Linked DNA regions of Homo sapiens: regions 1 and 2 are each linked to region 3. Evidence: chromatin loops called from intact Hi-C (ENCODE). Cell type or tissue: dorsolateral prefrontal cortex. All regions are shown on one strand.

The links. A loop is a pair of places that touch in the nucleus more often than their neighbours do. Peaks named below come from ENCODE experiments on the same cell type or tissue, not always from the same donor. Only the 100,000 strongest peaks of a DNase experiment are listed, where the experiment ranks them.
Region 1: a loop joins it to region 3, with 2.6 times the contacts of the local background. A loop is called at or near these places in 5 of 110 quality-filtered maps.
Region 2: it touches region 3 in a loop (5-fold over the local background); 65 of 110 quality-filtered maps call a loop at or near these places.

The regions. Positions count from the first base shown.
Region 1 is chr1:41,915,918-41,923,917 of GRCh38, forward strand. It overlaps HIVEP3 (HIVEP zinc finger 3), which reads right to left and starts at 3,005. Exons shown (of 9, transcript NM_024503.5): 1 at 2,496-3,005. RefSeq lists silencers at 1,941-2,235, 2,287-2,336. In dorsolateral prefrontal cortex, no CTCF peak of the experiment used is centred here; DNase peaks (open chromatin) are centred at 384, 2,184, 2,804 and 4,304; H3K4me3 peaks cover 4,152 bases; H3K27ac peaks cover 3,246 bases.
Region 2 is chr1:41,792,133-41,800,132 of GRCh38, forward strand. The region is part of intron 1 of HIVEP3 (HIVEP zinc finger 3); the gene reads right to left. Among named protein-coding and RNA genes, the nearest start is that of HIVEP3, 120 kb to the right of the region's middle. RefSeq lists an enhancer at 7,798-7,857. In dorsolateral prefrontal cortex, a CTCF peak has its summit at 3,437 (motif pointing left); no DNase peak of the experiment used is centred here.
Region 3 is chr1:41,569,569-41,577,568 of GRCh38, forward strand. HIVEP3 (HIVEP zinc finger 3) reads right to left here. Exons shown (of 9, transcript NM_024503.5): 5 at 5,976-6,121. Among named protein-coding and RNA genes, the nearest start is that of EDN2, 89 kb to the left of the region's middle. In dorsolateral prefrontal cortex, CTCF peaks have their summits at 4,719 and 4,919; a DNase peak (open chromatin) is centred at 4,713; H3K4me3 peaks cover 554 bases; H3K27ac peaks cover 300 bases.

The DNA.
Region 1 (8,000 bases), 350 kb after region 3:
TCCACAGGAAACAGGATGGAGAACAGCATGTCAGGGACTCCTTGATGGGCAGGATGGAGGGCAAAAAAGAGCCTTAAAGACATTAGGGAATTCACAGAGTAGGGAGTGAGAGACAAGTTAAATGCTATCCAGTTGTCACACAGCTTTCTTAATGTTATCTTTCATCAAATCATGTCCTAGAACCTGCCAGGACTTCAGACTAAATGCATCTTCTTCTTGCCTGTACCTTTCACACACTAAATGTCTCAACAGCTCACTTGGCAAGGACCCAAAGGCAGCACACACTTCTCCACTCCAAGGAGGGTGGCTGCCACTAAACACAATGGGCGGAGACAGCTCAACAATAGTGCCAGTTGAGCACATCTTGATCCACTGCCACAGAGTTCACAGTAGTAGTTGGCCCTCAAAGCAAACCCACTGGGGTGTTGAGGGCAAAAAAACAATCTTAGCCTTAAGGGGCCAGACTTTGCCATCAAATTAACAAATCTGCCCAACAGCCCCAGGCTGAGGCGCTCAGGGGTGTGACAGGAGGGCCCCTGTTAACAATTCTGTATCCTGTGGGTGCCTTAACTAGATGGAGTGGAGAGGAAGCAGAGAGCTAAGTGTCACACCACCCTCTCCTCCTGCCTGCAGGTGTCTTAGTTGGACAGCTGTCCACCTTCCTTGCAAAAAACTCCCACAATCTTTAAATGCAACTATGTAAAGGGCCTCCAGCCTCTGCAAGCCATCACAACTTTAAAGAGCATATGTCAAACAGCTCAGACGGCATCTGAGGTCTATTCTTCAGCCCCACAGTATAGCCCAACCCCAGAGCACAAGTGACACCCTAGTGGACAGGAACTCCTCCCTACACTGGCTGCTCAGCAGGACCATGAAGAACAGCTGGGACCTGGCCTATTACCTTGGCTTCAGGATTCATTTTCTGCCTGGAATTGGGAAACTGGAGGCCCTGCAGGGGTCCTTCTCCTGGGTCCAACTGTCTCCAGGGTGCAAGAGGGGTGAAATTACCAAATGAAAGTTCAGATAAGCAATTACTGGCTGAAAGAGACACAGGAGGGTCTTCAGATCAACACTGACCCAGAGCTAATACCACACTGTCCTCAGAGGGACACACGATCACTGACCTGTATTCTTCACATTTAAGTTGCTAGAATTATTCCTCCTTGCCCCCACTCTCTCCCTGCCCCCAGCATACACATAATTACATAAAGACGTCTTAAACAACTGTAGCACCCAACTTCTTCAGTCTGGGGGAGAGCCAGGAGATGGTGGGGAGCTGTTTGGGCACACGTCTGATCATTACATAATCACACAAACATGGGCTGGAGAACACTGCCATGCAGATCAGTTCAGCAAACACCTCATTCTCCCTCTTTCCTCTTCCCTCCCCCCGTAACACCCAAAATGCACACCAGAGTTAACAAAACCGAAGCACTCCAGGTAGCCAGTGGGCACCTGGCTGCTGTGGTTACAATGCCAAGGGCTACCAGAAACGTCAGCGTATACCAGAAAGAGGGCCAGGGTGCTGCTCACCCAGCGACCAGATCTGCAGACCCTCTTCCTGCAACCACTGCCCCCGAAGTTCAAGGAAGGGCCTAGCCACAGAAATATTCCTGACCTGCAACAGAAACCAAACCAGCTACGTTAAAGGAAACCAATGCCGAGCCTCCAAGTTCCTCTGCACCACTGCCACACTCAGGAGTCCTCAGCAGCCTGGACAATATCATTAGGGACCATTCGGCACCATCAGTGTTTCCATTTAAAAGATAGTAAAATGTGGGGCATAACTTGGAGGGGACACTCTCTCTGCTAGCAGGGAGGCAAGAATCCCCTATAGAATAGGAGTTTGGTTTGGGTTTGGTTGGGTCAGGTTGGGGGTTGGGAAATGATTTTGCTTTAGGAATATTTTCAGGGGGCTAGGATTAAGGGGGAAAAAGAAAGCTATCCCCTCTGTCTCAGCAGCCAGCATCATACGAATCTCACTCTCAACCAAGCAGGCTACTGCAGTCCGCCTAAACAATCCGGAGCAGCAGCCAAGGCAGCACAAGAAAACGCCGGTGCCACGGAACGCGATGCCTAAGCCCCCCAGCCGAGGCTCCTATGGAGCCGGCCGCCAGTGCGCGGGTGCAGAGCCCAGCAGAGCCTGCTGCAAGCAGCGCTGGAGCGCACGGCGCGCATAGGGTTACAGCCCCGCCGCCGCCGCCGCCGCCGCCGCCTGTGATTGACGCGCGGGGGTCACTTGAGGCTCGCGCCGCTCCCCAGCACCAGGCCGAGCAGCGCGCTCAGCCCACCGGGGGCACTGGCCGCCACGCGCAGCCCACCCGGCCGGCCCCTGCGTCTCGGCAGCCGGACACCTTGCCTAAGAAAGGCATACACAAAATGGAATCGCAGCTCGCTATTCTGCTTCGCGGTGCGGCCTCAGGCAAAAACACAATCACAAGGTAAAATACAGCGCAAGGAATCCATCCGCCGAATAAAAACCCAGAGTCCCCTACCTTCGGCCTTGGGATGGCAAACTGGTCCTGTGTTCTCTGACCCACGGATCCAGCCCCTTCTTCATGAATTATTCCGGCCAGGCAGGATTTTGTGCATTTTTTTCATGAACACCTGTTTCAAGTAAGGGGTAAAGACCTTATTGAAAGAATTGTCCTTAAAAAATAACCTGTGCATACGTATGTCCATCCAGGCATGCATGCGTGTTTGTATACACACATATGCACACGGAATAGCCATGTACATTGAAGCACCAAACTAGGCAGCTGGATAATGGGAGAGTCGGCTGGTTGTGAGCATGCTCGCGCCGGGAACAGATCCACCCTCTGTTATTCCTCTGAATAAATATAAATCACGATCAGAAACCCAAACAGAAGCATCCCTCTTGAATTCGTGCTGCTGAAAAACACGGAATAAATTCAGCCTGCAGACACAGAATCTAATCAGCAGCTGTTTTCTGAATCCAGAGCCAACCCATGCCTCGCTTGTCTTTTCCACTAGGAGTCCAGACCTTTTTTGAAAGGGGGTTTAACCTTTTAAAGACACAGTACACCAATTATCACTTCGGAATAGCTGTCACTCCCAGCGCAGGAAGCCAGTCCCATGCCTAAAGGCACAGTAGGCTTGCACACAGTGATAAGGATTTCATTTATTGGTGCTTTTTAAAAAACAACATATATGTATAATATATGTGCATATATATGCACATATATATGCACACATATTATATATATATACGTGGAGAGAAAAAATGCAAATGCAAGTCATAAATATTTATTGCACTGATGAGCTTCTCAGTACTAATTGGCACGTTATGTAAACACTATGATCCTTCACTTCTGAACACCCATGTTCACGGGTCAGACGAGACAGGGCACTCTTGTCAGCAAGCGTGTCACACCTCACCAGCCTCTGGCTGCAGATCAGGGGCCGGGGAGCCTCAACAGTGCCTGAAGGGAGTGGGGTCTCTGCACCTGAGAGCTCAACACGGGCACTCCTTGCCCTGCCCTGCCTTGCTCTGCAGTCTCAGGGTCCATGTCCACAAATCAAAGAATAGTTCTGGCACTATTTCTAAAGTCGAACATAATCCAGAGCCACATCGCATTCCAAGACATACTTTCTTTCAACCAGAATCAGGAATCAGAACTACCACCTGAACCTTAGTTAGAGTCTTTACGATTCAGACTTAGGCCCTTCTTCAAGATTTTGTTATTGAGTTCTGTTGTTTTGTTTTTCACTTTTCTTTTAAGGGTCAGCATGGAGGTATGGAGGTAGAAAAACAGGGTAGGGGGAGAGACAACCTCCAGCCTAAATTTTTTTGAAAAAAATTATTCTTCGAGTACTTCAGCCACCCAGATGGTGTTTACTGCAGTTTTGTTCTGGCTTTTAAAGAGGTAGCGCTGAGAAGAAACAAGAGTCCTAACCTTGCTCACGTGTGTTAAGAAGGCAAATGTCTTTGACAGTTTCTTTTTCACCCCAGCCCCAGAGCTCCAGCATGGCGCTGTCTGCTCCTCCGCTGGTTCCCGCCTAAGAGCAGCGGCAGTGGCTCACCTCGGGAGCTACAGGGGCGCTCCTACAGCCGCTCCAGCATCACAGCCCATTCCCTCCCTTGCCTAGTCCTGCCAGGCAAACCGTGAAAACAAGTGCACTGTCACCCTCCCACCTCATCACAGGCGCTCCTGTGTGGACCCCTCCCAGCGACACACACACACTCTCTTCCTTCCCCTCTTCCAGGGCCCTTTGGCAGAAAATTATCATATTTCATGTGTCATCGCCCAAGCAAGCTGGGTCCATCACTGATTGGCTGGGCCCTGGCAGCCGGAAATGTCACCAGCCACACAGCGTGGAGCTGGCTCTCCCGCGGCCACCACAGACCTGAGCCCAGGAGGCTCTGTGACAAGGCACAGACCTACCACAGAGAGCCTGTCACTCTCTCCCTGGTCCAGCCCCTGCCCCCTGCTTCTCCATCTACCCAGCCCCCCGGGGAATAGGGGCTGCGAGGGGATGGTGAAGGAGTCTCAGTGACATTCCTATTTTCCCAGCATGTTTGAGAAGAAACTAAAGATGTCTCCAATCAGGTTTATAAATTTGGAGAACTTGTTTTTGACAAAAACATTCTGTCTTCACACTAAAAAAAAATCAGTAAGACTGGGTGAAAACAAGATGGTTTTTTTTTTTTTGTTTTGTTTTTTACCCCAGGAGAGTTTACTAGATGCTGCTGTTTATTTCCCATCTAACATCTCAGGCACCAAGGTATAATCATGTCACAGGGCTGTCCGATAATTCAGAAGGTGATTCGAGTCCATCCTCTTACCTTTAAAGAGAACAGCTCCAGAAAATGAGGCTTTGTAACTTGGCTTTGCAATGTATCATGATGCCACACAACTTTTTAAGGGTTAAATGATCTTTGTAGTGACCAACATGAATCACTTCAGCTGTAATTTAATCTTAGTCCCTCCTGCTGTATCTTCAGCAGGCTTAGTGTGACTCACCATTTAAGTCTCACCTTATTCTGTTCTCCTGAGTAAACTAAACTCTATCTCTCTGTCCTTTTCAGTAAAAGTTTTTCTCAACCCTTTAATTATGCTGCTTTAAAGAAAAAGCCTCCCAGAGTTACATGAGTCTGGAAGGTCATTTGGTCCATCTATCCATATGATGTGTCAGAACTCTCCACTATTTCCATACGGGGGCTTTTGGTTTGGGGAATGGTAAATTCACTGGCAATGCTGGGAACCAGGGAAAGATGCCATCAATAAAGCAGACATTTTGAATAATATGGGAAGATACAAAGTAGATGGGACATGGGAGGAAAAACTAATTAGTACTGATAAACTCATGATTCTGCAAAGACCCTGATATGGTTTGGCTGTGTCCCCACCCAAATCTCATCTTGAATTGTAGTTCCCATAATCCCCACATGTCATGGGAAGGACCTGGTGGGAGGTAATTGAATCATGGAGGCAGGTTTTTCTCATGCTGTTCTTGTGATAGTGAATAAGTCTCATGAGATCTGATGGTTTTATAAAGGGTAGTTCCCTTGCACACGCTCTCTTGCCTGCCACCATGTAAGATGTGCCTCTGCTCCTCCTTCACCTCTGCCATGATTGTGTGGCTTCTCCAGCCATGTGGAACTGTGAGTCCATTAAACCTCTTTTTCTTTATAAATTGCCTGGTCTCAGGTATGTCTTTATTAGCAGTGTGAGAACCGACTAATACAGACCCCTAAGAAGTAACTGTACAGGTTTCCAGAAAACAGTCTTGGAAAATCCCAAACTCAGAGAATCAGGATTGGAGGAGAATCATAGGCAGCAGTTTAAAGGCAAATTAAGGGACATCAGGAACATGGTCAGTTTCTCCACACAGAATGGCTGGACACAGAAATAGGTCCACAGCTTCTTTGGAAAGTGAGAGGTTTGTTCCAAATATAATAGAAGCCAAAGGTTGAATAGGGGCAGGATATCAGCTCCTTTTGAAATGCCACTGCTCTTCCCCAAAAAGTGCGCACACACACACACCACACACACACACACCACATGCACACAAAAGAGATTTAAAAAATCAGATAAAATATAAGATATAACAGAGAGATCCAGAATATCCAATCAATATTAGCCTAATAGGAGTTCCAGATGGAGGCATCATTAATGAAGAAGAAATCAATAATCAAGGAAATAACAGAAGAACATTTCCTTAACCTGAAGAAAGTCTTTAGGCCTTAGATCAAATGCTGTGCTAGGCAGCAGGACTACTGAAAGAATACACACTTCCAGATGTACTCTGATACTCCAAGAGCAAAGACAAACAATGACAAGCTTCCTCATAAAGGAGAAAAATCAGGTTGCTTAAAAGGAAAGAAAATCAGACTAATACCATACTTCTCATCTGTAACACTATGCTAAAAGACACTGGTATAATTTCTGTAGAATTCTAAGGGAACATTATTACAATTTAAGAATTCTACCAGCTGCCAAACTATAATTTCTCTTATGCAATGAAAAAGAAAGGTATGTTCAAAGACACAGAAATTATATCACCCAAACACCCTTTATTAAAAAAAATTTAAGGTTACTTGAAGATCTCTTCCAGCTGAGGAACAAATAAGGCAGGATAACAAATTCAAGAAAGGAGAAGATATGTTATATAAAAAATGTAATGAATAAAGCCAACAAAATATGTGGTCAAATATAAAAATAATTGAGAATATAGTTGTAAAATTTAATTGTTAGAAGTCTTGAAAGATAAGAGTATAAGTACATTTATTCCAGATTTGAATTCACATCTATATCTATCTCTTACATATATGTGTCTGGAATTAAACTTCCATATAATTATAACAAAAAAATAGAAAATCTCAATGGAAACAGGTAAAAATCACTAAAAAAGGAAGAAGGAAGGAGGGAGGGAAGGAAGGAAGGAAGGAAAGGAAGGAAGGGAAGAGAGAGATAAAGAAAAGGAAAGAAAGAGAGGATTGTTATGGCAGGCCAATAATTCCATCTGTTTCCTCTTCTTCCCAAGACCACATTAAAATGAAAATAAGGATTTTTTTTAGGTTGAAATAGATGATGACAAAACAAAAACAGTAAAAGAGTCATTGATCAAAAAAATTCACAAAGAATAATAAAGGAGGACAATTCATCAGTTAGAAATATATACTTTAATGCTACAGTAAACAAAATGGTATAGTACAAATAAAGAAGCCTACAAAGTGGATTGATGGAAGTCAAGAAACAAATTTAGCTATAATGGTTACTACATGGTAGTTAAGTAATAAAAACTGAATTTTAAATCAGTGGAGGAAAGAATGTGTTATTCAATAAATAGTGTTGGACTGTGGCTATGTATTTGAAAAAATATAAGTTTTACCTCTAACTGATATCTTGTTAAAAATATATTCTATTTTCATATAGGAAATTCTGCCATTTGTGAAAACACGGATAAACCTAGAGGACATTATGTTAAGTGAATTAAGCCAGGCACAGAGAAACAAATACTGTGTGAGCTTACTTATAAGTGGGATCTTAAAAAGTCAAACTCATAGGAGTAGAGAGTAGAATGGTGGTACCAGAGGCTGGAGGAGGTGGCGGGGGGAAGGGAAAGGAGCAACATTGGCCAATGGGAACAAAGTTTCAGTTATATAGGAGGAATAAGTTCTGGTGCCCTACTGTACAGCATGGTGACTACAGTTAATAATAATAATGTCCTGTATATTTCAAAATAGCTAAAAGAGAAGATTTTAAACGTTCTCACCACAAAGAAAGGGTAAATATGAGGTGATTAATATGCTAATTAGCCTGATTTGGTCATTCCATAATGTACACTATGCATATATTGATACATCACATTGTACCCATAAATATATACAAGTGTTATCTGTCAATTAAAAATAAAATAAGGCTTTAAAAATATTCTATTTTCACATACACAAAAATTCCACAAGGGAAAGATAGGTGTTATGATTGACCAATACTGTAAATCATAGAATTCTATGAAGTTTTTTTTTCTAATAG
Region 2 (8,000 bases), 220 kb after region 3:
GAGTTGCTTGAGGCAAGAGCTATTTCAATCATCTTTGTCTCCAGCATGTAGCCCAGGACCTGGGAACACTGAGCACAAGTAAAGTTGTTCAGGGAAAGTTCCCCTGAGGCAAGGTTTCATCTGGGATTCTGGCCCAAGGGGCAGGGCTATGTCCTTGGGAGAGGATGGGGGCTCCTGCAGGGCAAAAGGGCTTGCTCTTGAGCATATTCTGCCCTAGGAGGCACCAGGAAATGTCTGTTGGGTGGGTAAATGAATGTGCAACTCAACCTCCCTTCAAGCTTCTCTCTCTAGGATGCTGACTTCCTCCAGCCGTGGTGGTGCTGCCTGTCACCATCTGACCCTCTCTGCTTCCCTTCCCCTGCCATACTTAGCAGGCACTCACAGCTGGAGGCAGGAGGCTCTCAAAGTGAAGGGAAAAACTCTTAGCTGCCACCATCCTGAAACCTGCCCTCCCCACAGCCACAAAAGGCCAAGGAGCATGGAAACAGCTGCTGCAAGGAGACCAGTGAGCAGGAAGGTGGGGCAGCCTCACAGGAGCTGCCCTGACTGGGGCCTTCCCTCTAGCAGTGACCTTGACTTAGAGAAAGGACACCTTCCATGGCCACTCAAACATACACATGACAGTTTCCCTCCACCTTCATTGCATACACTGAAGACAACTGGACAGAAAATAAAGAAAGTAAGGAGAACTTCCAGAACCATAGCCAGAAATGCAGAGTAACTTAAAGTAGCTCTGTTTTAATATATTGCTTGCTTCCCCCAAGGCCCTGCAGGGATGGAAGCTGTATCCTTCAAGGGCAATGGGATGAATAGTGGGGAGAGGAGAATGTTCAGGGGATCCTGGATTCTGCTCTTTCCAATGTGAATGGCCACCATATGGAAGAACGATTGGGCCACTCTCCCAGAAAGCTAATGATCAGTGTAGCATCAGCCCACACAGGAGTGGCCTGTCATGGGAGGCTCATACACTGTGTGCCATGAAGCAGTGGACATACTCAGAATCACATGCCACCACAAAGACTTCGGGTTCTGGGAACTTGGGACCTCCTGCCTTCTGGGGCTTCTTGGAACATCCATGCAGTCTGGCCCCAAGAATGCCAATTGCTCCTGATACCTGAGCCAACTTTCTGGGCTCCCCCTGTCTCATCAGGGATGCTCTCTATCTGCAGAGCACTACAAGTGGCTCAAGCCTGGTTCTCTGACTGCTTCAAAGGTCCTTCTCTTAATCTGGTTTACCTCACTCTTCTGCCTGCTTCTTGGAGCTCAGCTTCCTATGACTGGTGCCACAAAAGTTCCTAGGGTCACACACAGAGGGGCAGAGAAGCTGATCCACTGGAGAGGCTATTAGAACAGGTGGGAGGAGGCTGCACTGTGAACCAGGGTCTGGGGCCATGCCTTTCCCACCACATCATAAGCATTAATTCATTAATTCATTCACAAAATATATATTTAATGTCTACTACATGCTAGGCATAATTCTGGGAATAAAGCAATAGAAAAAAAACATGTGATGAAATATATTCAGGGAAATATATTTTGGTTTACCAAAGTAGAAAGATTTCTGTCCTGCAGGAAGGACTCAGAATTTTTACTATGTCAGCCACAGGTACTGTGACTTGCCCAGAAGGGTCTTAGCATATAGGCCCTTTGAGGAAGAAACATCAGTGTAGAAAATTTGAAAAACGTAGAAATGCACAAAGAAGAAAATAAAAATTACTGGTAATCCAACCACTCAGAAAATACTCTTATAAACATTTTTTGTGTTTGTCACTGAAATATTTTTATATACACATCTATAACTGCATAGATGTACCCACCATAACTTACAAAACCAATTCCCACATTCTTGTGTATTTAGATTGTCTCCAGTCTCTTAATATTGCAAACAATACAGTGAAGAGCATCCTTGTAAGTAATCCTGTATTAGTCAGTTCTCATGCTGCTAATAAAGACATACCCGAGACTGGGTAATTTATAAAGGAAAGAGTTTTAATGGACTTAGTTCCACATGGCTGGGGATGCCTCACAATCATGGTGGAAGACGTAGGAAGAGCAATGGGACGGCTTACATGGTAGCAGGCAAGAGAGTTTGTGCAGGGGAACTCCCATCTATAAAACCACCAGATTTCGAGAGACTTATTCACTATCACAATGACAGTAGGGGGGAAAATGCCCCCATGATTCAATTATCTCCACCTGGCCCCACCCTTGACACGTGGGAATTATTAAAATTCAAGGTGAGTTTGAGTGGGAACACAGAGCCAAACCATAGTAGATCCTTATCCATATCAGTGATTATTTTACTAGTATAAATCCTTGAAAGGGGAACTTATAGGTAAAAATGTAGAACTATTTGCTTTTATACTGCCAAAATGCCCTTTGGATATTTGAAGCAATTTATGCTCTTAACAGTGGTTGTTTACCATGCCTGGGTCCTCACACCCTAACAAACAAACAAACAAACAAAAAACAAAAAAACCCTAAGTATTTGGTTTTTATTTTTAAAAACTGCCATTTTGATAGGTAAAAATGGTTATCTCATTATTGTAACTTGCCTTTCTTATTACTAGGCAAACTAAACTTTTCCCATGTTTATTAGGCTTTTTGAATTTCTTTCTCTATTTTATATTTATTTTGTCCATTGCTGGGGAAGAATTTTTTTAACTTTTAATTTTGCAATAATCTTAGAATTACAGGAAAATTGCAAAGATAGTGCAGAGTTTCCATATACCCTTCAAACAATTTCATCTAATGTTAACATTCTCCATAACCATGGCACAGTTCTCAAAACTAGAAATTTATTTATTTATTTAGAGACAGGGTCTTGCTCTGTTGCCCAGGCTGGAATGTAGTGGCACAATCATAGCTTACTATAACCTCAAATGGACCTAAGACTATATAGTCATGTGCTACCACGCCCAGGTAAACTAAGAAATTAACACTGGTACAATACAATGAACTAAACTCTAGACTTTATTTGGATTTCACCAATGTTTTCTTGACTGTCCTTTTTGTCTTCCAGTATCTAATCCAGGATCTGACATTGCATTTAGATGTCACATCTCCTTAACTGTCCTCTGGTCAGTGATGGATTTTAGCCTTTCCTTTTCATGATCATGATATTTTTGAAGAGTCCTGGTACAGTATTTTGTATGATGTCCCTCAATTTGGATTTGTCTTATGTTTTCTCGTGATTAAACAGGGGCTGTGGGTTTTTGGAGGAATGTCACAGAAGTGAAATGCCCTTTTCTCCATTTCTGAGGTCACGTGATACCAACAAGGTGCATTACTGGTGATGTTAACCTTGACCACTTGGTTAAGGTGATGTCCGCCAGGTTTATTAACTGTGAAGTTACTATTTTTTCCTTGCCATACTCTATTATTTGGAAGTGAGTCACTAAGTCTAGCCCACACTCCAGCGGAGGGAATTTAAGCTCCATCTGCTGGAAGGGGAGTAGTATATATCTAGAATTCTCCTGTAAACAAGATTTGCACTTTCTTCCCTTATTTATTTATTTATTCAATTATTTATTTACAACAAATGTGGTCAGATTCTTTGGGTTATAGTTCAATACTATCATTATTTATTTCGGTGCTCAAATTGTTCTAGTTTTGGCTGTTGAGAGCTCTTTCTGGTTGGCTCCTGGGTCCTTCAGACATCCTACCATCTTTTTTTGTCTTGCTTTGTTTTTTGTTTTTAAACACTTCCTTACTTTCTGGAACTACAAAATGTTTTAGGCTCATTTTTTTGTGTGTTTGCTTTTTGTTTTTCCCTGCCCAGGCCTGGAATCAGTCATTTCTCCAAGGAGTTCTGGTTCTTTTTACTAGAGAATGGTCTTTAGAGACTAAGATCTGGGCAGTGAGTGTGCCCATTTCTACTAGGGTATTATTGGTTCTAGGCTCTTTCAGCGGACAGAACTGGAAAATATATGTGTGTATACTAATCCATGCATATCTCTACTTCTGTATACTTCTATCTGTACGTATATTAAAAATACATGATATTTTTGACTCTAATCCAGCACTATAGAGTTCATTCGAGCCTTTCTAGGGCAAAAATGTTAAACCTCTAAAGCACCTCTGAATACTGTCTGGAATCTCCATTTCCCACCCAATTCTGAGCAAAAATTAAATCAAGTAGAGCATTGATTGGCTATGACTGATCCCACGGCCATCTGCCGGGACCACACGACAGCCCCAGGATGGCTCCAGCTCTGTTCCTCTGGGCCTGGAGAAAGCAACAGAGGACAGAGAACTATATGAGGACAAAGAATAAGGCAGCCTTGCCCAGAGTTCAAATCCCAGCCCTGCCACTAACTACCTCCTGGTCGATTCTTTTTCCGTAAAATGAGGGGTTAAATTAGATGCTGCATAGATCTGGTATTCTGTGATTACAGAAGGCACTCGATTCATGTTGGCTGAGTGAATGAGTGGGTAAGGAGAGGAGTTTGGCACATGCCAGGGCCCCTCTCTAGTTCAAATCCACGGTCCATCATTATCTTGAGCAGGTAATTTACCTTGCCAGGCATCAGCATTTTTTATTTTATTCTTGGTACTTCTCTGTATTTTCTAGATTTTCTACAATAAACATGTTATTTTATACTTACTAAAAGAAAACAATTAGATTTTTTAAAAAAACACAATAGCATATACCATCCTTCTCCCTAGAATTATTATCAGTAAGTACTTCACAGGCTGGCACTGAGGAGCACTGTGCTCGTGTGGATGAACTTGAACCCATGCAAGCTTCAAGTTCCTGCCATAAAGTAGGTGTTCAACAGGCACTAGTTTCTGTCCTTTCTTTTCTCTCTCCTGCTGATCCAGAAGCTACATTGTGAAACTGGTGGAAAAAGTCTTCCTCTCCCTTTTTTCCCTAGTGTGAGTGTGATGGCCATGGCAAAAAAAGTCCCTGTCAAATGAGCCCCTTTCTTTCTCACTCAGAGTTCTCCCTCCCTGGCATCCTCCGTGAAGGGCCTCCTCAAGGTGTCTTTGCAGAAATGTGGAGTGTCCACCATCAAGGAAGATGGAGGGTCCATTCCCAGGTCCCACACCTGGCTGAACACGTCTCCCAGTCCAGCATGAAGCTAAGGAGCTTATGCTCCAGGAAGCTCCTGCTCATTTTCAACCAGGGCCCAGCTATGGTTGCTCCCCTGAGCCCTCATTATCTGTGCTGAAGACCTTAGGTTGCAGGGTTTGAAGCCTCACAGAGAGCAGAGCACAGTATGTGAGCTTCAGGCTACAAGCCTCCACCCCAGCAGTCCTGGCTTAAATTCTGTTTCTCTGCCTAAGATGAATTCCTCCAGGAAACTATTCCCTTCCCTCCTTCTGAGAGGAGGGAGGAAAGACGGCTTTTAAATTACATGCTTCTTCTTATTTAAAAAAAAATGATGGAGAATTTCTGGTAGGAGGAGGGGAAATATTTTGTACTTCTAGAACCAAGAAGGCACAGACGTTCCACCACGACAGCAAAAGTCCCAAGTCCGGAAAAGCTAGCATATTCAGCAAAAGCAAAGGGAACTGAGGGCTTCTCATGAAAACAAATCTAGAAATACTTGAATTTGTTTTAAAAAATTAGGTCAGGCACGGTGGCTCATGCCTGTAATTCCAGCACTTTGGGAGGCCAAGGCAGGCGGATCATAAGGTCAGGAGATCAAGACCATCCTGGCCAACATGGTGAAACCCCGTCTCTACTAAAATATAAAAAATTAGCCAGGCATGGTGCCTGTAGTCCCAGCTACTCTGGAGGCTAAGGCAGGGGAATCACTTGAACTCAGGTGGCAGAGGTTGCAGTGAGCCGAGATCGCACCATGGTACTCTAGCCTGGCAACAGAGCAAGACTCCATCTAAAAAAAAACAAAAACGAAAACAAAAACAAAAAACCATCATTCTCAGCAAACTATTACAGGACAAAAAACCAAACACTGCATGTTCTCACTCATAGGTGGGAATTGAACAATGAGAACACTTGGACACAGGAAGGGGAACATCACATACCGGGGCCTGTCGTGGGGTGCGGGGAGTGGGGAGGGATAGCATTAGGAGATATACCTAATGTAAATGACGAGTTAATGGGTGCAGCACACCAACATGGCACATGTATACATATGTAACAAACCTGCACATTGTGCACATGTACCCTAGAACTTAAAGTATAATTAAAAAAAAAAAAAGAGAGAAACACTCTTTTCCAATAGGGATTCCAAAATCCAAATCGTGGTCCCTTGTCAGCACCATTGAGTTCCTAACCATACCTGGAGGGAATATTACAAGTCCCTTTGCACTGATGCCAAGCCTCAAATTTGTCTGCTTTCTGTATTCATACTGAAGTGAACATAAAGCCATAGGCTGATGCCACACCAGGCTGTGCTGTCAGTGAAACCCCTGAAGAAGTATACCAACAAAGATACAACAGAATAATAAAATCAAGCTTGGTCTTTTCTCCAAAAATAATTTTAAAACCTCTGGGTAGCTGGTTCTCTTCTGCTGCCTTTTTTTTCTCCCCAATTAAAAAATGTATTTTTGCACCTACACTCTTAATGTTTTATTTTTATTGTCTTTGCTTTGTTAAATAATCTATTGTGTGTTTGCATTTGTTAAATCACTTTGGTCCATTCAATAAATGTTTATTGAAGAAAAAAAATCAGCATTTTGTCATAGAGCTCACTTTCCACATGAGCTACCTTCCTTTCTAGTGGATTTACAACCCAGACCCCTGCTTCTGATGGGGCTCCTTCAAAATTATTAAAGTGCTTGACTCTTGTAATATCATGTAGGGTTGGGTTATGTCTGCCCCAATGTTGACATGAAGAAATTCCTCCCTTTCTAACCCCACGGACAGACAGCACTTAGCATCTCTCACCTGGAGCATCACTTCAGCCTCTTGACTTGTCTCCTCCCTCCTTTTCTTTACTGCAGAACTTCTCAGAACCTTTAATATCCTGATGATCTTCCAAGAGGGAAATACAACACAAAATAATATATGTATTTCCTCAACTTATTTAGTCATGAAATCTTTTATTCAAAGAACATCTGTTAATGCCTCTCAGGCCACTAGGTTCTAGGAACTCAGTTTGGGAAACCCCACCCTCTAAAATATAATCCTAACTCCTCAGTAGGCATGTGAGCCCTTCCATTGTCTGCTGTCTGCCTCCCTCCCCAGGATCATTTTTCACCTCTCTCTTATACCTCTGACATTCGCCCTAGAACTGTTTGTGGTTCCTTAAACATGCTGTCTTATTTCAAACTTCAGTGCCTTTGCATATGCTATTCCACCAGCCTAGAATGCTGTTCCCTGCTGTCCTCTGAGTTCAACACTGCCAACTCTTTGAAATGTCCCCAGCTCCCTCAGGCTGACAAAGTCACACCAGCCCCAATGTTCCTGCAGTGCTAGCTTTATGCTTATCAGCACTTCCCCAGACTATAAATGTGTTTCTCGCCTGTAAATCGTCTTGCTTCTTGCTCTCTCCTGGCCTAATTCTTCAGCTCCTATCAATCCCATTAGATTCCCATCTCCCTTTAATACATTTCCTCTTTTTTTAAAAAAAGTTACCAAGAATGAGTTTCTTAGTTGCATGAGATCAAAAAAATCCTAAATTCTACACTCAGAAAGAAGAGTTTTAAAACACTTTTAGTCCAAAAAATGCATGTTAAAAATGGCACCCCCCCTTCCCCCCAACCCCAAGCATACAGGTCTCTTTTCATAGGGGGAATCATGTTCACAGGGCCCCAGGGAAAAATGCAGCAGGATCTGCCTGGTGCCTGAGAAGCTGCACACTATGCTGACTCAGATCCAGAGAGACAGCATTACTCAGGCCAATCAGAAAGGTGGTACCCACATCCCTAGGAGCAGCCTTACCCAACTCTACTCTGCAAATGGCCTCTTCCTGGGCTTTGGGGCAGGCAGGGACAAGAGCATCAATTCCTGAACTTCCTGACCATGCCACGTTCAGAATGCTTCCTTAGAAGCCATTTCACGAAGGTTTCCAAAAGGAGGATTTTTA
Region 3 (8,000 bases):
AGGCTGAAAATCATGCTACACTTCTGGGTTTCAAAGTCCAAGAAGAAATGGATTTGTAAAAAAACTATTAGAAAAGAAAATAATCTTTAGATTTTTTAAAACTAACACTATTCTCTCCAAGCTACTATTTCATGAAACACACAGGTATGTGTGCACATACACAGGCACACACACACACACTTCAAAATGTACAAATGCACTGTCACAAAAACGTGCTGCGTACACTGCATGAACTCTTAAGACTTGGATAAAAATTAATTCAGCTATAGAAATAGATGAGATAGAAAAGTACACTCGTTAAAAATGTAACCCCTTCAACTGGAACAGTAATGAATTAAATAAACTTTTAAAATAATTTCTTTAAGGAATGTCAAAGAGGCCTGAGACACAGTTCTGCAGTATGCGCTGTGCTGTGGACAAAGGGTGGGTTCACTGATGTGCAGGTGGACCGCCTCCCAGATACGAAGTTGGATGCATGACCCGGAGTTCAGAGGAGAAGTCCTTGGAGATAGGGATCTGAGTGTCATCAACCTGTAGATGGTGTATAGATCACGTTGGGACTGAGTTTAGAGGAAGAGCACGGAGCCTGGGGCTGGGCCATGTGGAGCCCTAATGTTCAGAGATCAGGCGATGATGGGACTCACTGAAGATGGTGAGAAAGTGTAACCAGTCAAGGAAGAGGAGGATCAAGAAAGAAGGTGATAGGGTTTGTCTGTGTCCCCACCCAAAATCTCATTTGAATTGTAATCCCTATAATCCCCATGTGTCAAGGGAGAGACCAGGTGGAGGAATTGAATCATGGGGGCAGTTTCCCCTATACCATTCTGGTGACAGTGCATGAGTTCTCATGAAACCTGATGGTTTCATAAGCGTTTGGTAGTTCCTCCTGCATGCATTTTTCCTTCCTGCCACCTTGCGAAGAAGGTGCCTTGCTTCCCCTTCACCTTCCACCATGATTGTAAGTTTCCTGAGGTCTCCCCAGCCATGTGAATGAGTCAATTAAACCTCTTTTCTTTATAAATTACCCAGTCTTGGGCAGTTCTTTATAGCAGTGTGAAAACAGACTAATACAGGCAGTGTCCAGGAAACCAAGAGGACAAAGTCCTGCATGGACGAGCGAAGGATTGACTGTGTCAAATGCTGCCGATGGCTCAGGAAAGAATAGAAGTGAGAACTGACTACTGACTTCTGCAAGGTGAGGGTCATCATTGACTTGGATAAGAGCAGCTTCTGAGGTGTGAGGAGCCCAAAGGCCCACCTTGAATAGGTCTGAGAGAAGCCAGGAGGAAAGATACGGAGGTGAGCAACACAGTCACCTTCTTCTGGAGTTTTTCTTTAAAGGAAACAGAGAAATCTGGCAATATGGCCCTTCAGCCAAAGTATTTTTAAGGTGGAAACCTTAAGTCTGGGTATGCTTAAGGAGCACTCTCCTGGCCCAGGAGAGTGGCAATGGCTGGAGTGAGGTACTGGGGTAGGTGAGGTGGGATGGGAGCCAATGCCCTCCCATAGGAGGTGCAGCAGCTGAGTCCTGCAGCACGCAGGGTCTGGCATGGACTCCTGGGATCTCACCATCTGAACTTATCATTCCCTTCGGACATAAGCCCCAATAACACACCACCCAACTGGGCTTGGTCAGCCAGGTGGTTCCTATCAATTCCAGTCTCTTCCTCTTCCGTGTAAGCCCACTGGGCTGAATTCCCAGCTTTCCTTGCAATAAGTGAACTTGAGTTAAGACAATATAGTCATTACTCTCAAGGAACAACATAACTTTGTGTGTGTGAAAACAACACTGCTTAACAAAAAGCCATTCTAAACAACCAAGGCAAATGCACAGGTGCTGGGTGAGAGAGCCATCACATCCCTGATGGGCACTCCCAGGGGCTGCCTGGAAAATGCGGGCTTTGTTCAGGTGTGGAAGTGATGGGGAATGCAGAGGGGGCCATGTGCCAGGAAACTAGTGCAATAAACAGAGACTGATGCATTGTGTGTGCAAAGCATTACCCCAGGACCCAAGTCAAGAAGGGACTTGGGAGGAGACAGAAATGGATCTTAGCACCAGTGTTATGACAGAAGTAACACAAAGAACTACAGAGTGTGGAGGGATTTGGGAGGCTCGTTAGAGGAGCAGGGCTGAGTATTGGCTTTTGAAGGCTGGGTAGGATTTGGCAATGGCAGGGCCCAGCAGGCAGCAAAAGGTGAAGGGCGACAGGAACAGGTCAGATTCTGAGGCCAGCACTCACAGGCTGAGTTTAAACTGGATCCTGTAGGTGAGGCAGCCACAGACGGCTCTGGAGAAAAGCATGACACAGGCAGAATCATGTTTAGTGATGCTCAGTGGCACCAACTTTGGAGTTCTAGAGATAGGGTGGCCAGAGCAGTGGCAGAGGGAGTAAAGAGACCACACTGAGTCACTGACTACTTCATGCAGACACCAGGATTGGGGTCTAACTGGAAAGGGGGAGAAGGCGTCCAAGACAATGTTAAGGTTCTGAGTGTGAAGGGCTGGGTGTGTCATCTGAGATCTGGATGTGGAAGGAGATGCTGTTGGTGGGAAGTGGAAGGCTTGGTTTGCACATGCTAAGTGTGAGGTGTGAATTTCCCAGGCAAAAATGCTCAGGAGGCATCAAAACCAGTGTCTGCAGTTCAGGGGTGAGGTCCTGGCTGGAGACCCAGATGTAGCAATGTCGGCACAGAGATGAGGCCTGGGGCTAAGGAGATGGGTGACACTACCAAGGGAGAATGCTCAAGGCAAGAGGAAGTGAGTCTCACTGATCAGGTATGGGAGCTGCCATCACACCTGTAGCAGGTAGACTGCTGGGCAGCGTACCCTTCCTCTCCACTTGTCTGGGTCTCGCCCACCCTCTGGGCCCGGCCCCACCCACTCCGGGAAGCCCTCTCTAGCTATTCCATCCCCCAGGCATCCTTCCTTTGCTGTGAGCTTCTCAGCTCTGGCCATCCCCACCTTAGCAGTGGGTCTTGTGTTGCCACCTTGGTGTAGTCCCCAAGCACCTTGAGGGCAGGATGACAGTTAACCCCCATGGGACACTGCATTTTCTGACACAGAGCACCCAAAAGGCACTGATTAAGTAGATCCTCCTCCCTGATGAATTAATAAATTGATCAGTCACTGAAATGGAGGTCAAGAAAGAAATTAAGGCAAGTTTAATTAGAGATTAAAAGACTCATATAGCATCTACTCTTTTGTGTCTGGCTTACTGATTCATGATGAACTAGGTCTACATGTATCAACATGGATGCACGTCAAAAACACTGTTGAGTAAACATAACAAGTTACAGATGTATGTTAAACCAATTTGAATAGTCATGAGCACTATATCTACCAAATATTTCAGGTTCTCCCAAGCACACGGTAGGAATGCACTTCTCTACTCCCATGGAGCTAGGTGAGGCCATGTGACTTGCTTTGGCCATTTAAATGTGAGCAGAAGCTTCTGGGTGGAACCATTGTTTTCTTCTTCCTCTCTCAGCCTCTACTGGCCTGGATCTAAGGAACAGAGCTCCATAGCAGATCCTTCTCAAATGTGTACAGGAGTGAAATACATATGTTTGTTGTATTAAAAAAGAAAGAAAAAAAAGGAAGAACTGAGTCTAAGGCAAAACTGTGGGATTGCAGAGGAGTGTGCCCAGTGATTCTGGGTGTGGGCACTCTTGGCAATTTGGGGGAACAAGAGGTTGTAAGGCTGGTGGAATGGAAGGTCAGCATCTCTGGCCTCGTCCCTGAAATGCCAGTTATGTGGCAACCAAAATGCCCTCCCCCTCCTTCACCATTTCCAAACACTCTGCGGGGTGATGCCAGCCCCAAGAGAACCATGAATGTAGAAGAATCACCAGAAGTGAGAGTGGGAGGCATGGTCCCAGCTTGAGATAGCCAGGCTGGGGGAGGAAAGGATCTGACACTATAATCAGTTCCATACGTGCTCAAATTGCATGTGACAAGTTGAAAGGGAGAGGATACCTTCCATATCTGACAGAACAGATGGGACTGTCCCAGACAGAGATTGACAAAATGGATATACTAGTAGTAAAATGCACCAATGTCCATTTTTTGAGCAGCTATGAATTATAGCCTTCATATGGGGTCTCACAAGGTCCTCTGAAAATCCCACATGTTATTTTCCCCCTTTTACAAATGTTATTCTCCCCCTTTTACAGATAAAGAAACTGAGGGCGGGAGAGCTGGGGGGCTAGTCTCAGGCAGAACAGAGGTAAGTGGGGCAGAGATGACAGAACTCAACCGAGAGGATTCTGAAGCAGAGCAGGTGGGACTAAGTGAAGACCTGGAAGGAGGTGGAGAGGGAGTAGGACCCATACCAGCTGGAGGAAGAGAAGAGGACTTGTGGGTGATGTTCCCCCTCCTTCAGCCATTGCAGACCGTGTAGGTAGAGACATCCAGCAGGGAGCTGGGCACGGAGTGGCTCCTGCCAGCTGCCTTTCTGGAGGCTCAGGCTTCCTGAGGTCTCAGAGCACCTGCCTCTCAGGGAAGATGCGAACCTCCCCGGGCACACACAGACTGCTGCTGGGGCAAGCTCCTGGGACACCAGGAAACACTCAGCAGCCCTCAGAGACCACAGAGAACCTCTGAAGCAAGAAGGAAGAGGGCCAGTCGCTGTGAGCAGGCGCTTCATCAATCCTGCCTCTGTGTGGCCTCTAAGGGATCCAGTGGCATGAGAACACAGAGACACACGAGGGCGCTCTAACCAAACAGCAGGAGGACCCGCGTCCCTCCCCACACGGAAAGAGGGTTGGCATTTTCAAAGACCTTTGGTTCAGTGTTTTTTCAACGCAGCTGCTATTGGTATTTTAGGCAGTAGGTTTCAGGGGCATTTGCTACCCCTGGCCCCCTTCCCATCATTGACTACCCTGCTGCCCACATTTCCAAGCACCCTCTCTCCTGAGAGCCCCTGCTGGTCAGTGCCACCAGAAGATGCCAACTGGTGGCCCTGGGGAGGGTGGCAGTCTCTGTTGTCCCCCAACCTTATGGAGGACTCCCGTGCCTCCCACGCTGACCCTGTGAGTTAGGCGCTTGCAGGTGCTAGAGGATCAGAGGCCCCCAGTGACAGCCATGTTGGCCCCAGCTCATGGGGACTGTCCTGCACAGGAAGCGCATTTTCCTCTACGTTGTTGTCCTTCAGGGCTGTGCAGGACCAGGCCACCCTGATCACACCAGGGACACAGACACAGGACCCTGAGACAGAACGCCATGGGACCTGCTCACAGACACCCAAATCCCAGGAAGCAAACATGTGGCCACACAAAACACAGCTGGCACAAAACTTCCACAAAGCACGTCTGAAACACGGCACCCTTCCAGAGCCCAGACAGTCCCTGAAGCTGTGAGCTCTGAAACGTTTAGACCATTCGTTTCCCAAAGTCAAGCATCAAAGGTGAATAACTATGAATGAGATTCAAAATATTCACCAACCATTGAGCCCTGGGCCCCAGCCAGTCAGGATAGGGACCAGTGGAAACACCTGGTGCATACAGTGTGCAGTCAGCCCTGCAAACAGCCTAGTCGGCTGAGCCCAAGTGCCCCATGGGAAACCAGACATGCCAAGATGGCCATTGGGCAGTACAGAGATGACTTTTGGAGAATACATGTCAAGAGAGACAGAAGTCTGGACATTTGCTGGGATACTGGGATGGCAACTCCAATGCAGGAACTAGAAACCTGGCCAGGATCTGAGAAAATGAGGGGCTGGAGAAAGACCCAGACCTCTCCAGATCCTCAACAAATACCCAGCATCACCCATCCCCACCAAGAAGCCCCACGGCATTCTTAAACAGAGGGGCCTGAGAGTCCCAGGAAGGTGATGTCTGCTGAAAGGCATCGCTGGGACCACAGGGCACCTGTGGGCAGAGCCCTTGCCAACTGAGCCACTGCTGCCCGTGAACACCAATGGGCACCAGCTCTTATTCCACGGAAGCAGACGATGGAAACCAAACATGAGTCTTACCCTCCTTCGAAGATTTTGATCCTCGCCGGCTCCCCTCTCTGGGAGGCAGGAGCATCCTCCTCCGGCTCCCCTCTCCTCTCTTCTTCCTTCTCCACTCTAGCTAGATCTTTCTGGCCTTCCGGGGAAACCAGTGAAGGGAGGTGAACCTGGCCCACCGCAGGAATGACAAAATCATTGCTGGTTAAAAGTGCATCCTCAGTCACGAATGCAATGCTAATAATCATGCCTTACACAGTACTGCACAAGTACACATATGCAATCTTCACACTCCCCCATGAAGAGGTGCTATTAGCTCCACTTTACAGAATTAAGGAAACTGATCCCCAGAGAGAATTCCCTTATCCAAGGCCATGCCATTAGTTGGTGTTACAGCTGGAACCCTGTCTCTTTCATGTTAACCTCCCATAAGACCTGTGTTTGTTCTCTGTCTTTTACACTAGTCTGGGAACTCCTGGGGACAGGTCCTCATCTTGGTCTCCTTGGGCACCCCAGAACCCCATACAGGGCCTGTCTCAGAGAAGAGGCTTAAATAATGTTGAACACATGAACAAGGCTCCACTCTGCCTTTGGAGATGAACTGGTCCAGTTCTTGTTTATAGATCAGAAAGCTAAGGTCACCCAGCGAGTTAAGGGCAGAGCTGGGAGCAGAGCACAGGTCTCTTGCTTCCAGGATCTTGGCCCTCCTGAGCTAGTACCAAAGGCCAGGAGCTGGGCTGAGGACCCTGACCAGCAGGACGTCCCCAATTCCACCATAGAGACAGGCACAGAGAGGCTGTGCAGGCTCTGGGCTGTTAGTCCTGCAGGACCCACGCTCTTTACAGAGCCACACCTCAGTGATGAGAGCTAGCTTAAGGGGAGAGCTGGCATTGGCTTTGTGCTTCCTGGACATCTTCCACTATCCCAAGAACACGTCCTGTAAACACTGCAGTGTTGTCAGGGGTGGGTGCACTTTTGCCTAGGGAGCAGAAATGCTGTGCTTAGGGGCTGGGAGTGAGAATTTCCTCCTACTTCATGCCACTGTCATTAAGGTCATGAAAAACCATGCTGTTTCCATCCAGTGAATGAAGCAACCACATTTCCTGATGCTGGGGCAATCTAAGAACGGCAGTCCCCTTTGCCAGCCACCACACCTGCCCCCACAAGGACAGCATGGGGCTAGGTAGAAAGGTGACTGGCTGGGAATCAGGGAGTCTGAGTTCCAGCACCAGATAGGCCATGGCACACTGGGCTGCCGTTTGGTGGATGACTTCACCTCTCTGGGCCTCAGAGTCTGAGGGGATTTAGACCATCTTGAAGATCAATTCCAGGGCAACTTCTGTGACTCAGTGACCACCAAATAATCTCTTCAGATTTGGAGGAGGGGAGTGGAAACCGAGCAAGAATCTGGACTGCTGCTTTGGCAGAAGGCAGCTAGTTTTCTGCAATACCCTTGGGTTTCCAGAGCCTACCATTTCCACTGCACCCCGGCCTGAGATCTAGACTGTCCATGTAATGACCAAGGTGCCTCCCACAGGCAAACAGACTACTTCTCCCTCACAGCCTGCCGTGATATCTGGGCCACACTGGAGGAGGCTGGTTTGGGTGGCAGTGTACCACTTTCCCAGGAAACACAGTGTTGGAACTGAGCAGGGACCAGGGATCCATTTTAGCTTTTGATGACAACAATATGAATAAGTATAGTTAAAAATACTTACTGAGTGCCAGTGTGGCATACACTGTTCTAAGCACACTCCGCATGTCTTAACTCATTTAATTATCTCCACAGTCCTATGCGCTAAGTGTTATTATTATCCCTATTTTACAGAGGATGAAACTAAGGCTCAGAGAGGTGAAGTTATTGGCCCAAGGTCACATAGCCAGTAGGTAAGGTAGTGGGATTCAAACCTGGGCAACTTGGTACCTGAGTCCTTGTTCTTAATCACTTTGTGACAGTGCTGTGTTGTTGTCAAAATGATTCCCAAGGAGGAAAAAGGAAAGAATGTGGCTACAAAGTGGACTCTGAACAAGCTGGGGTTTCTCCAGGGT